4 separate regions of the Homo sapiens genome follow, and regions 2, 3 and 4 are each linked to region 1. Evidence: chromatin contacts called from ENCODE Hi-C data. All regions are on one chromosome and are shown on one strand. The core of a region is the stretch at or near the end of the contact, and the rest is flanking DNA. Distances in the headings are between cores, read along the strand shown. Region 1 holds the start of BCKDHB (branched chain keto acid dehydrogenase E1 subunit beta). Region 2 holds the start of EEF1A1 (eukaryotic translation elongation factor 1 alpha 1). Region 3 holds the start of SNHG5 (small nucleolar RNA host gene 5). Region 4 holds the start of SYNCRIP (synaptotagmin binding cytoplasmic RNA interacting protein).

Evidence for each region. Hi-C counts contacts between places; a loop is a spot of excess contacts on that map. Pooled maps may share reads with other maps.
Region 2: a loop to region 1 is called in a pooled map, with 12 times the contacts of the local background. The contact joins the promoter of EEF1A1 here to the promoter of BCKDHB in region 1. A Hi-C loop is called at or near these places in 5 of 50 pooled maps.
Region 3: a pooled map shows a loop between it and region 1 (12-fold over the local background). The contact joins the promoter of SNHG5 here to the promoter of BCKDHB in region 1. A Hi-C loop is called at or near these places in 9 of 50 pooled maps.
Region 4: a loop to region 1 is called in a pooled map, with 14 times the contacts of the local background. The contact joins the promoter of SYNCRIP here to the promoter of BCKDHB in region 1. A Hi-C loop is called at or near these places in 9 of 50 pooled maps.

What each region holds. Positions count from the first base shown.
Region 1 is chr6:80,105,383-80,107,937 of GRCh38, reverse strand. BCKDHB (branched chain keto acid dehydrogenase E1 subunit beta) reads right to left here and starts at 1,267. Exons shown (of 10, transcript NM_183050.4): 1 at 1,049-1,267. The coding sequence starts at 1,244. RefSeq lists enhancers at 925-1,004, 971-1,471 and silencers at 1,055-1,154, 1,185-1,384.
Region 2 is chr6:73,519,746-73,522,300 of GRCh38, reverse strand. It overlaps EEF1A1 (eukaryotic translation elongation factor 1 alpha 1), which reads left to right and starts at 1,269. Exons shown (of 8, transcript NM_001402.6): 1 at 1,269-1,301; 2 at 2,245-2,418. The coding sequence starts at 2,275. RefSeq lists a silencer at 512-741 and enhancers at 464-1,286, 1,322-1,401, 1,452-1,561, 1,287-2,108, 1,852-2,151 and 1 more.
Region 3 is chr6:85,677,453-85,680,007 of GRCh38, reverse strand. It overlaps SNHG5 (small nucleolar RNA host gene 5), which reads left to right and starts at 1,275. Exons shown (of 6, transcript NR_003038.2): 1 at 1,275-1,314; 2 at 1,820-1,872; 3 at 1,976-2,054; 4 at 2,133-2,213; 5 at 2,516-2,555. SNORD50B (small nucleolar RNA, C/D box 50B) reads left to right here and starts at 2,349; the gene lies at 2,349-2,419. RefSeq lists enhancers at 1,305-1,464, 1,635-1,694.
Region 4 is chr6:85,641,604-85,644,158 of GRCh38, reverse strand. It overlaps SYNCRIP (synaptotagmin binding cytoplasmic RNA interacting protein), which reads left to right and starts at 1,273. Exons shown (of 11, transcript NM_006372.5): 1 at 1,273-1,362. RefSeq lists silencers at 194-1,213, 1,804-1,953, 2,174-2,223.

The sequences.
Region 1 (2,555 bases), core at 18-2,517:
AGAAGTTATTAGACAAGGAAGCAATACATGTTTCCCTACAGTTTCCTGATATTCTGAAGAGAGACACTGGATCTGATATTCTGATGAGAGACATTACATGAAACTTGCAGAAATGGTAAAAATCATGCAACAGTCATACTATGAGGAGTTTGCTACATGCCCTTCCTATGGCTTCCTCCTCTCATCCCCTTCACCTCCTTGGCTAAGTGGCAGCATAGCCCAGGACAAGCTCAGTACTAAGCTCAAGTAGAAAGTCTGAATTCTTTCACATCTCTAGGAAGGACCTGTTCTGTGACCTTGGGAAAATCAGTTCAATTACTCAGAATTCTGTAGGTAAGAAGAAACCAAGGGACATATATACATATATGCATATATATATGCATATATATGTGTGCATATATATATATGCATATATATATATATGCGCACATATATATGCATATATATGCGCGTATATATATCCACACATATATATATGTGTGTGGATATATACACACACACACACACACACACATACACACAATTTCTGTATGTAAGAAGAAACCAAGGGACTGAGTAACTGAATTGATTTTATATACATATATATATTTTATATATAATATATATAATATACATTTAAAATATATATATATAAACATATATATATATCTTTTAAATGCCTCTACCTAAGCTAGTGGCCCAGTCCTGGCCAGGCTGGAACAACACCTAAGGCCTGGGTTGAGAAAGCAAGGACGGAGGACAGAGAAAAGGGAGGCGTTCCCTGGGCACCACCCCTCCACCCTCAGGCTCTTCCAGGTGGCAGTATGCCCTCTCACCCATCTCAAAGTTGCGGGGGAGGGGGGACTGCGTCTCGAGGGCTGAACAGTCACAAAAATAGAGCAAGAAGTGAACCACAGTTAGACCCTGAGGCAAGGAGGTTCCAGAGAGTCAGGAAGTTAATAAGCTGGGATGCAAGGATTGCAGCCTGCCGGCCCCTGCCCCTCGCGGGCGCCTGCGAGCCTGGGAGTCCGGGCTGCAGCGGGACCGAGTGGGCAGTCCCAGGGCTCACCGTACTCCCGGGGCTCCGGATCTGGCTGGAAAGTAAAATGAGCCACCTGCCGCCTCTGGGCCGCATCCTCGACAGTCGCGGCGGGGTGCAAAAAGCCCCGCGCCAGCCCCGCGCCAGGAAGCCGACGCCAGTGCCCCTCAGCCCCTGCCGCCCTGAGCCTGAGTAGCCAGCCGGCAGCCGCCGCTACAACCGCCATCCCCGCTCACCACCGGGATTCTCAGGCTATGCAGCCGCACGCCGCCTGCGGGGAGGGCGGAGCACCCGAGGAGGCTTCCACATTGGTCGGGCCAGAGGGGCGGTCCCATGAAACAGACCAATCGGAACTGGAAATTTAGGGGCGGGGAAGGCGACGTGACGAGCTGGTCGGCTTCTGCTCCTTGTGCGCATGCGGAAGAGGGGAAGTGTGGGCTAGAGGTGGCGCCAATGAAATAGTTTCTGGGGTGGAGCCTCCCCGAGGTCGGCCGTGCGGTCCTCGGGTGAGGACCCGAGTTTGCAAAGTTCCACACAGTGCCTGGAGGCGATCTTTTCCGGTGTCATTTACAGTGCCATTTCCAATGGTTTAACATCCATACTTTTTTTTAAATGTAACCCTTTTTTATCCTGTCCTGTCTCTATTATTGTGTGAGAGGTGAAGAGAGCTACTGATTGGCATTGGTTATTGTTTTGACTTTCGAAAAACTGCTGTAGTCACTGCTCAAAGCTTTCACTCCTTATTCACACCCTCCTTAAAATGCTTAATAAGCATATATAGATTTTTATTGATTTCGTTTTTCCACATTTAAATGAGAGATGAAAGAGGTAAACTTAGATTTCATCCTGCAAATCCACTGAATAGGAATTCAGATACATTTTGCCCAGAAGTAGCAAAAATTACCTGATTGGCTTAGTCTAAGTAGCTTAGAAACCTGGAGAATTTGAGTCACTAATTTTCATTTATAGTAATCAACTATGTAAATTTGTTTTAATCTAAGTGTTTACCAGGATACATTCTCTGTCCATGAATTTACTAAAAAAAAAAAAAAGCACATAAAACATGAAATATCATAAAATCAAATATGACAAGAGACAACAGAGACAGTGTGTCCATCAGATGAAAATGGGAGGGTGGGGAAGGATGGTCCCAAAACAGAATTTGAAGAAGAAAGTGGGAGTGGAGGAAAAGAACATTCCTCTTCCATTATGCCTTGCCTCTTAACCCATCTTTGGTTTTGCACAGGGGCAAGGGAGGAGAGGGTAGAAATGGGGCAAAAGGAGAGGCAGAGAAATGTGTTTTCTGACTGAGATTAAGAAACAGCAATTGAAAACTGCCAAAGGGAGAACCAGAATTATGTCTCCATTTTTCCTACCCCCACACTAAGTCCAAAAATTCAACATTGGGGAAATTTTTTATCTTGGCTTTTGTTAGTGTTCATTTCTGCTGTTTTAATAGTGTGGGGTAGAGTGTTTTGCATGTGCATGAAGGGTATTTTTGTTTTAATGAAGGAAGGGGTAACAAAATGAAATTACA
Region 2 (2,555 bases), core at 20-2,519, 6.6 Mb after region 1:
TCCTCAGAGGAGCATTTCCCAAGGCCTGCCTTGATAGCCATCCAAAAAGGCCAAGCTCATCCAATCTTGCCCTAGATTTATGCTAAAATGCAGTTACAATCGATAGGATGACAGAAAACGACAGCACTTATTTAAATATAATAGGCACTTATTTAAATAGGAGAAGCTGTGACTTCATAGCAAGTGTTGGGGTTAGGAAACTGGGTGGATAAACTTGCTGATGCTGTAGATCTTAGCCTCTACATGAGATCATGTGGAAAATCTGAAAGCATTTTAGGTTCCTTATGTTTGCAATCAAATAACTGTACACCTTTTAATTTAAAAAGTACCATGAGGCACACACACACACTCGCAGGAACTTTTTGGCGTAACAAAACTAGAATTAGATCTAAAGCTAACTGTAGGACTGAGTCTATTCTAAACTGAAAGCCTGGACATCTGGAGTACCAGGGGGAGATGACGTGTTACGGGCTTCCATAAAAGCAGCTGGCTTTGAATGGAAGGAGCCAAGAGGCCAGCACAGGAGCGGATTCGTCGCTTTCACGGCCATCGAGCCGAACCTCTCGCAAGTCCGTGAGCCGTTAAGGAGGCCCCCAGTCCCGACCCTTCGCCCCAAGCCCCTCGGGGTCCCCGGGCCTGGTACTCCTTGCCACACGGGAGGGGCGCGGAAGCCGGGGCGGAGGAGGAGCCAACCCCGGGCTGGGCTGAGACCCGCAGAGGAAGACGCTCTAGGGATTTGTCCCGGACTAGCGAGATGGCAAGGCTGAGGACGGGAGGCTGATTGAGAGGCGAAGGTACACCCTAATCTCAATACAACCTTTGGAGCTAAGCCAGCAATGGTAGAGGGAAGATTCTGCACGTCCCTTCCAGGCGGCCTCCCCGTCACCACCCCCCCCAACCCGCCCCGACCGGAGCTGAGAGTAATTCATACAAAAGGACTCGCCCCTGCCTTGGGGAATCCCAGGGACCGTCGTTAAACTCCCACTAACGTAGAACCCAGAGATCGCTGCGTTCCCGCCCCCTCACCCGCCCGCTCTCGTCATCACTGAGGTGGAGAAGAGCATGCGTGAGGCTCCGGTGCCCGTCAGTGGGCAGAGCGCACATCGCCCACAGTCCCCGAGAAGTTGGGGGGAGGGGTCGGCAATTGAACCGGTGCCTAGAGAAGGTGGCGCGGGGTAAACTGGGAAAGTGATGTCGTGTACTGGCTCCGCCTTTTTCCCGAGGGTGGGGGAGAACCGTATATAAGTGCAGTAGTCGCCGTGAACGTTCTTTTTCGCAACGGGTTTGCCGCCAGAACACAGGTAAGTGCCGTGTGTGGTTCCCGCGGGCCTGGCCTCTTTACGGGTTATGGCCCTTGCGTGCCTTGAATTACTTCCACGCCCCTGGCTGCAGTACGTGATTCTTGATCCCGAGCTTCGGGTTGGAAGTGGGTGGGAGAGTTCGAGGCCTTGCGCTTAAGGAGCCCCTTCGCCTCGTGCTTGAGTTGAGGCCTGGCTTGGGCGCTGGGGCCGCCGCGTGCGAATCTGGTGGCACCTTCGCGCCTGTCTCGCTGCTTTCGATAAGTCTCTAGCCATTTAAAATTTTTGATGACCTGCTGCGACGCTTTTTTTCTGGCAAGATAGTCTTGTAAATGCGGGCCAAGATCTGCACACTGGTATTTCGGTTTTTGGGGCCGCGGGCGGCGACGGGGCCCGTGCGTCCCAGCGCACATGTTCGGCGAGGCGGGGCCTGCGAGCGCGGCCACCGAGAATCGGACGGGGGTAGTCTCAAGCTGGCCGGCCTGCTCTGGTGCCTGGCCTCGCGCCGCCGTGTATCGCCCCGCCCTGGGCGGCAAGGCTGGCCCGGTCGGCACCAGTTGCGTGAGCGGAAAGATGGCCGCTTCCCGGCCCTGCTGCAGGGAGCTCAAAATGGAGGACGCGGCGCTCGGGAGAGCGGGCGGGTGAGTCACCCACACAAAGGAAAAGGGCCTTTCCGTCCTCAGCCGTCGCTTCATGTGACTCCACGGAGTACCGGGCGCCGTCCAGGCACCTCGATTAGTTCTCGAGCTTTTGGAGTACGTCGTCTTTAGGTTGGGGGGAGGGGTTTTATGCGATGGAGTTTCCCCACACTGAGTGGGTGGAGACTGAAGTTAGGCCAGCTTGGCACTTGATGTAATTCTCCTTGGAATTTGCCCTTTTTGAGTTTGGATCTTGGTTCATTCTCAAGCCTCAGACAGTGGTTCAAAGTTTTTTTCTTCCATTTCAGGTGTCGTGAAAACTACCCCTAAAAGCCAAAATGGGAAAGGAAAAGACTCATATCAACATTGTCGTCATTGGACACGTAGATTCGGGCAAGTCCACCACTACTGGCCATCTGATCTATAAATGCGGTGGCATCGACAAAAGAACCATTGAAAAATTTGAGAAGGAGGCTGCTGAGGTATGTTTAATACCAGAAAGGGAAAGATCAACTAAAATGAGTTTTACCAGCAGAATCATTAGGTGATTTCCCCAGAACTAGTGAGTGGTTTAGATCTGAATGCTAATAGTTAAGACCTTACTTATGAAATAATTTTG
Region 3 (2,555 bases), core at 26-2,525, 5.6 Mb before region 1:
AGAAAAGTGCTTTTCACTACTATCTTTGAATGTGAAGTTTGATCTTCATTCTAATTTTCTAAAAAGCCACCGAATGTATTTGTTCATTCATTCATTCATTTAACCATTACCGACAACCTACTTAATGCTAGGCACTGTTCTAAGAAAAAATAAACAGCAGAGCACGAAATCAGATGTGTTGCTCCCACACTCTAGCAGAATCGGACCGTAATCAAATGCACACATAAACAACTTTAATAAGTAGTGCTTTGAAATATAGAAGTGAAGAACGACCTGAATTTTCAAATACTGAAATGTTCAAATGTCGTGTGCACACACACACACGCAGACATATTCACTCGAACATGCTAATTAATCAAAGCACTGCTTTTGAATTTTGTGTTTGTCGTCTGGATAAAGTATTCAGGGATACTTCTCAAATTAATCTTTCTCTCGTTTTCAATATAACTAATTGAGTACAAAGAAGTTAAAAATTAGCAAAGCATTTCAGCTGTGTGACCTTAGGCAAATTACCTGGCTGTTTTAAGCCTCAGTTTTCTCCTCTGCGAAATGGAGTATTGAACCTCACGTTCGCTGTTTGAGGGAGACTTGTATGGTCACGTTTAGTGTAACCGGATGCCTGGCACGAGGAAGCGTGAGGAGGAATGGATCCCCATGGGGCCTTGATGCCCGCCCTGAGGCCCTGCAGGGCCGCACGCCGGGGCTGTTCTCACGTGGCGCTTTCCGCTTTTTCACCCAAGCGTTTCTGCCAGCCAACTGCCCTTTCCCGGAGTGCTGCGGCCAGGGCTCGCCCGCTCCTCCGGCGGCCTCCGCTGGGGGCCCACTACAGCCCAGCGCCAGCCAGCCAGCCAGCCCAGCTTCTCGAATCGGTCCTAAGCTGAGGCCGCCCTGCGCTGCAAAACTTGTGTCCACTCTCGGACCCAATCTGTCCTGGACGGACTTGGCTCGTGGCAGGCGAAAGCGTCGTTTCCAACTGCAGCTGTTTGAATTCTGGCGCCACACCCGCGCCACGTAGGGCCAAGTCGGCCGCCAGACTCGTAAGAGACGCTTCGCAGTGCGCCTGCGGGCGCGCGCCGGGAAATGGCCGGGCGCGCGGCCGGCCTGCGGCGCGCTCCACAACGCGGAACGGGCCTCAGAAGAGCCACCGCGCGCGCTCCCGCTAATTCGCGACCACACCCCTGTCTACTTCCATGTCCAATAGGTGCGAGAGGGCGGGACGGCCTCGTTCTGACTCCGGGAGGCTATATAAGGAGCTACTGGCTGCGCACTTCGGTCTTTTACGTCGGCCTTCGCGAGCGTCTGGGCGGGTGGTAGGTGAGTGGGTATTGCGGGCTAGTATCCGAGCAAAAGATGGTGGCGCAGGCCGAGTTAAGAGCTTTAATCCTGTGAAGACATCTTAGTGAAGAGTTTAGAGTGCTGAGAGTTGAAAGCTTGCACGTGGGAAACGTGCGGCCGGACTGCCACATGTACTGAGGTTGAGTCGTGACGGCCACAGGCTCCGAGTTTTGGCGTGAGGAACCGCTGATCGGCCACGGGCGCCGAACTTGCTGGCCTCCGGCATGTGCCTGAGCGGCGGCGGAAAAACCACCTTAATTGGGGCGGAGGGTTAGTTTTAACAGCAAAGGGCCTTTACTAAAATGGCGAAGGCCTTCCGTCGGCGTTGTTTTAAAATGGGAAGCCTCGACCCTGTATTGAAACTGAGCTGTTCGAAGGCGGCGTTGTGTGCAATTCGGATTAATGAAGGGGAAGGGTTTTGTGTGGAAAAACGCCTTGGAGTGTGACATTTCTGCGAGAATGCTTAAATACCGATTTCCCGCAGGAACAATGGCGCTGTCTTCAGTGGCACAGTGGAGCAGCTCTGAAGATGCAAAGGTAAGAGCTTAGTTAAGCTTAGTTTCCAAACTAAAGGAGTAAACCTGTTGATTTACAGGAATAGGAACTGTTGCATCGTTTGAAATTTACTTTTTTTTGTTAGATACACGAAAAAACTTCCAGAACATCTGGGAGAATATTTAATGGAAAATCGCTTGGTTAAAACCTGACACTTTTAACAGGTATGTGTTGTTTTAGTACTTTATGATTGAGCATAGCATTTAATCCACACCTAGACTAAATCAAATTTTTTTTGTCAGTGAACAGCGTTCTGAGTGTGGACGAGTAGCCAGTGAAGATAATGAATGTCGAATGTGACTGACTAGCAGCTTCATTTTGAAGTAGGTTGTATGGCTTAAAAGTTCTGTAGTATTTGTACTATAATACTTGCCTTTTAGCATTACCTTGGTTTGTAGTCAGTGTCACAGAAGTGCAGTTTAATGTATTATGTGTACATATACAAGGTCTGATTGGTCTAATCAATGATGAAACCTATCCCGAAGCTGATAACCTGAAGAAAAATAAGTACGGATTCGGCTTCTGAGATTAAGACCAGTAATTCAGAGGTGGAGTAAATTTTGTTGCCGTGATTTTATAACAGTTGTGTTATAAAATCCTGGGTTTTTTTTTTTTCTGCCAACAGTGAGGGTCGCTGTCTGCCCATTGATAGAGGCCAGATTGTC
Region 4 (2,555 bases), core at 24-2,523, 5.5 Mb before region 1:
CCAAGGCAGGAGCCGCTCCTCGCTCCACTGGAGCCAGCCCCGTTCCCCCTTCAAAAGCAGCCGGGGTTTCCGCGTCCAAGCCTGGGGCGCCCCTCCCTTCGCCGAAGGTTCCCGTGAAAGCGGAGCCGCGCGGCTGCGAGGAGGGCCCACTGTCCAGTTGGGGAGATCGAGTCTCCAAGGGCGACTCTCGCACTCGAGTACCGCCAGTCCGGCGGACCAAAGGTCCGCGGGTCTCCGCGCCGCTCCCCTCCCCCTTGGCCCCATTGTCTGCCTCGCCCCGCCCCGGGGGACACGTGCGCCTGCAGCTTCCCGAGGAGGAGAGCGCGGGGCGGTGGCAGCGGCGTGGACACCGCCTGGAACGGCTACGCGGCCGCGGAGCCGGGGGCGGGGGCCGGGCGCGCACAGACCGGTGGGTGCCCTCCGGGAAGCGGCAGTCGCACTCAGCGCCCACAGCACTCTGCCCCGCCAGCCCCGGACCGGGCAGGGATGGGGCGGGCGGGAGCTCGGTGGGGGTGGCGTGCGCATGGTGTCGCGGGGAGGGGGTGGGGTGGGGCGGGGTGGGGAGATGCCAGTCTCCTGACAAAGGAAAACGAGTGGGACACGCTGAGCCGGCCCGCCCCGCCTGGAGGGGAGAGGGAGGGGGAGTGTCGGGAGGGGAAGGGGCGGGCCTTTCATTCAGTCTCGGCCCCTCGGCCGCCACCGTCGGAGCGGAAGGGCGGGGTCTTGTGCCTCCCCCACCCCCAACCCAAGGGGTGAGGAGCGGGGAAGGCGGCGCGGCGTGGGGGCGGAGCCCGCGGGCGCGCGTCCCGAGGCGTAGGCTACGTTGTCACGTCAGCGCGGGAGAGAGAAAGAGAGGAGCCGACTCGGCAGGGACTGGGGGACCGGGCCGAGAGTGCGAGCGAGCGAGGGAGGGAGTGAGGGAGCGTGCGAGCCAGAAGGGGAAAGGCGGCCACTCGTGCCTGAGCGACCGCAGAGGGGAGTGGGAGCAGTGGGGTAAAGGAGCGGGGGGCGGGAATAAGAAAGGCCGAGAGAAGGCGGACAGAGGCTAGTGGTGGTGGTGGTGGTAGGGGGAGAAGGAGGAGCTGGAGGAGGGCAGGGGCTGAGGGAGTGAGTGAAGCGGACGCGCGAGGGAGGGGAGGGAAGGGAAGGGAAGGGAAGGGGGGGTCACGCGGGGGCGCGCGCGCGCACCGGGAGCGCGCTCGGAGGCGAGTGGAACTGGATCGGGTTTGCTGCCAGCGGCGTGAGCTTCGGCCGCCATTTTACAACAGCTCCACTCGCGCCGGACACAGGGAGCAGCGAGCACGCGTTTCCCGCAACCCGATACCATCGGACAGGATTTCTCCGCCTCAGCCCAACGGGGAGGTAACGACTGCCAGAACCTGGGTGTGGGAGGGGAGCTCCATGACATTGTGGAGTGAGCTGGGGGAGGGTGGCGCGGGTAGAAACCGGCTTTTCTGGAAAATGGATTCCAATGGGGAGAAGAGCACGTTGACTGGGGCTGCCTGGGAGTAGGCCGCGGCCCGCGCCGCCACTTCCTCCTTTCCATGTGCTGCTGCGGTTCGGGCTTTGTCTGCGGCGCTTTGGGAGGAGGCGCCTCCACGGTCCCGTGGCCCGCACGGACCGCGAGCGGCTTCAGAGTTGGTGCTGTCGTGGCGGTCGCCGCGGCGCGGGAGTGGGCGGAGAGGAGTGGGTCTTGTCCTGCAGCCGTGCGGCGAGCTTGGGCGGTGCTCACGGTCCCGCGGGCGTTGAGCCGTCCGCTGAACGCCCTCACGCTGCTGGGTTGCCGGGCAGGCGTCGCAGTCACTGCACGGAAGGGTAAGGGGTGGGGACCTGCACAGCGCGCCACGGGTCACGTCTCGGCCGGGCGGGCGGCCGGGGGTCGTCGGCGCCCGGGGAGCGCCAGGGGCGGAGAGCCATGTGTCACGGCGGAGACGGCGGCGCTGGGGGGCGGGGAGAGCCTGTGGCCTGGCGCCGCCGGTGCCTCGGTGTTCAGGGGAGAGATTGTGCTGCTGCAGCTTTCTGGGGGCTCCGACCGCGGCTTCGGGTTGATGTTGGGAACCAGTGATGGTCGTCTTGGTTTGGGATTCGTTGGGTTGCCGTTGAAGGAAGTTGTAGGACATTGGAAGGCGCAGAGCACGTGTTTCTAATGGGCTCCTGGCGGCCGCAGTGGTGAGACTGCCGCTCTGGGTGCGGAGTCAGGGGCGGGCTTTGGGGTGCGGGGTTAAAGGGTGGAGAAATTGGGTGGTGGGAAGGTGGCTTGTATGAGCGCTTTGTTCTTCGCTGGCTGTTGTTACCGATCTATAAGCGGCAGGCGGGAAAAGCGCGCACTTTGGGGGTTTATCTTTGAGAGAGAGGAGCCCAGTTTTGCTTTCTCCACACACACCTCATTTTCCGAACGGGCACAGCTGCATGTGGCACGCTGGCTCGTACCCGTGCTGATTGGGCTCTATTTGTAATATGGTTTTTCCTAGGGAGTGTTAGCAGGTGAGTCAGGGGTGGTGCTGAGGAAGAATATGGTGAATCGGTCCTTCTGTGCCCTGTGCTCCAAATCTGGC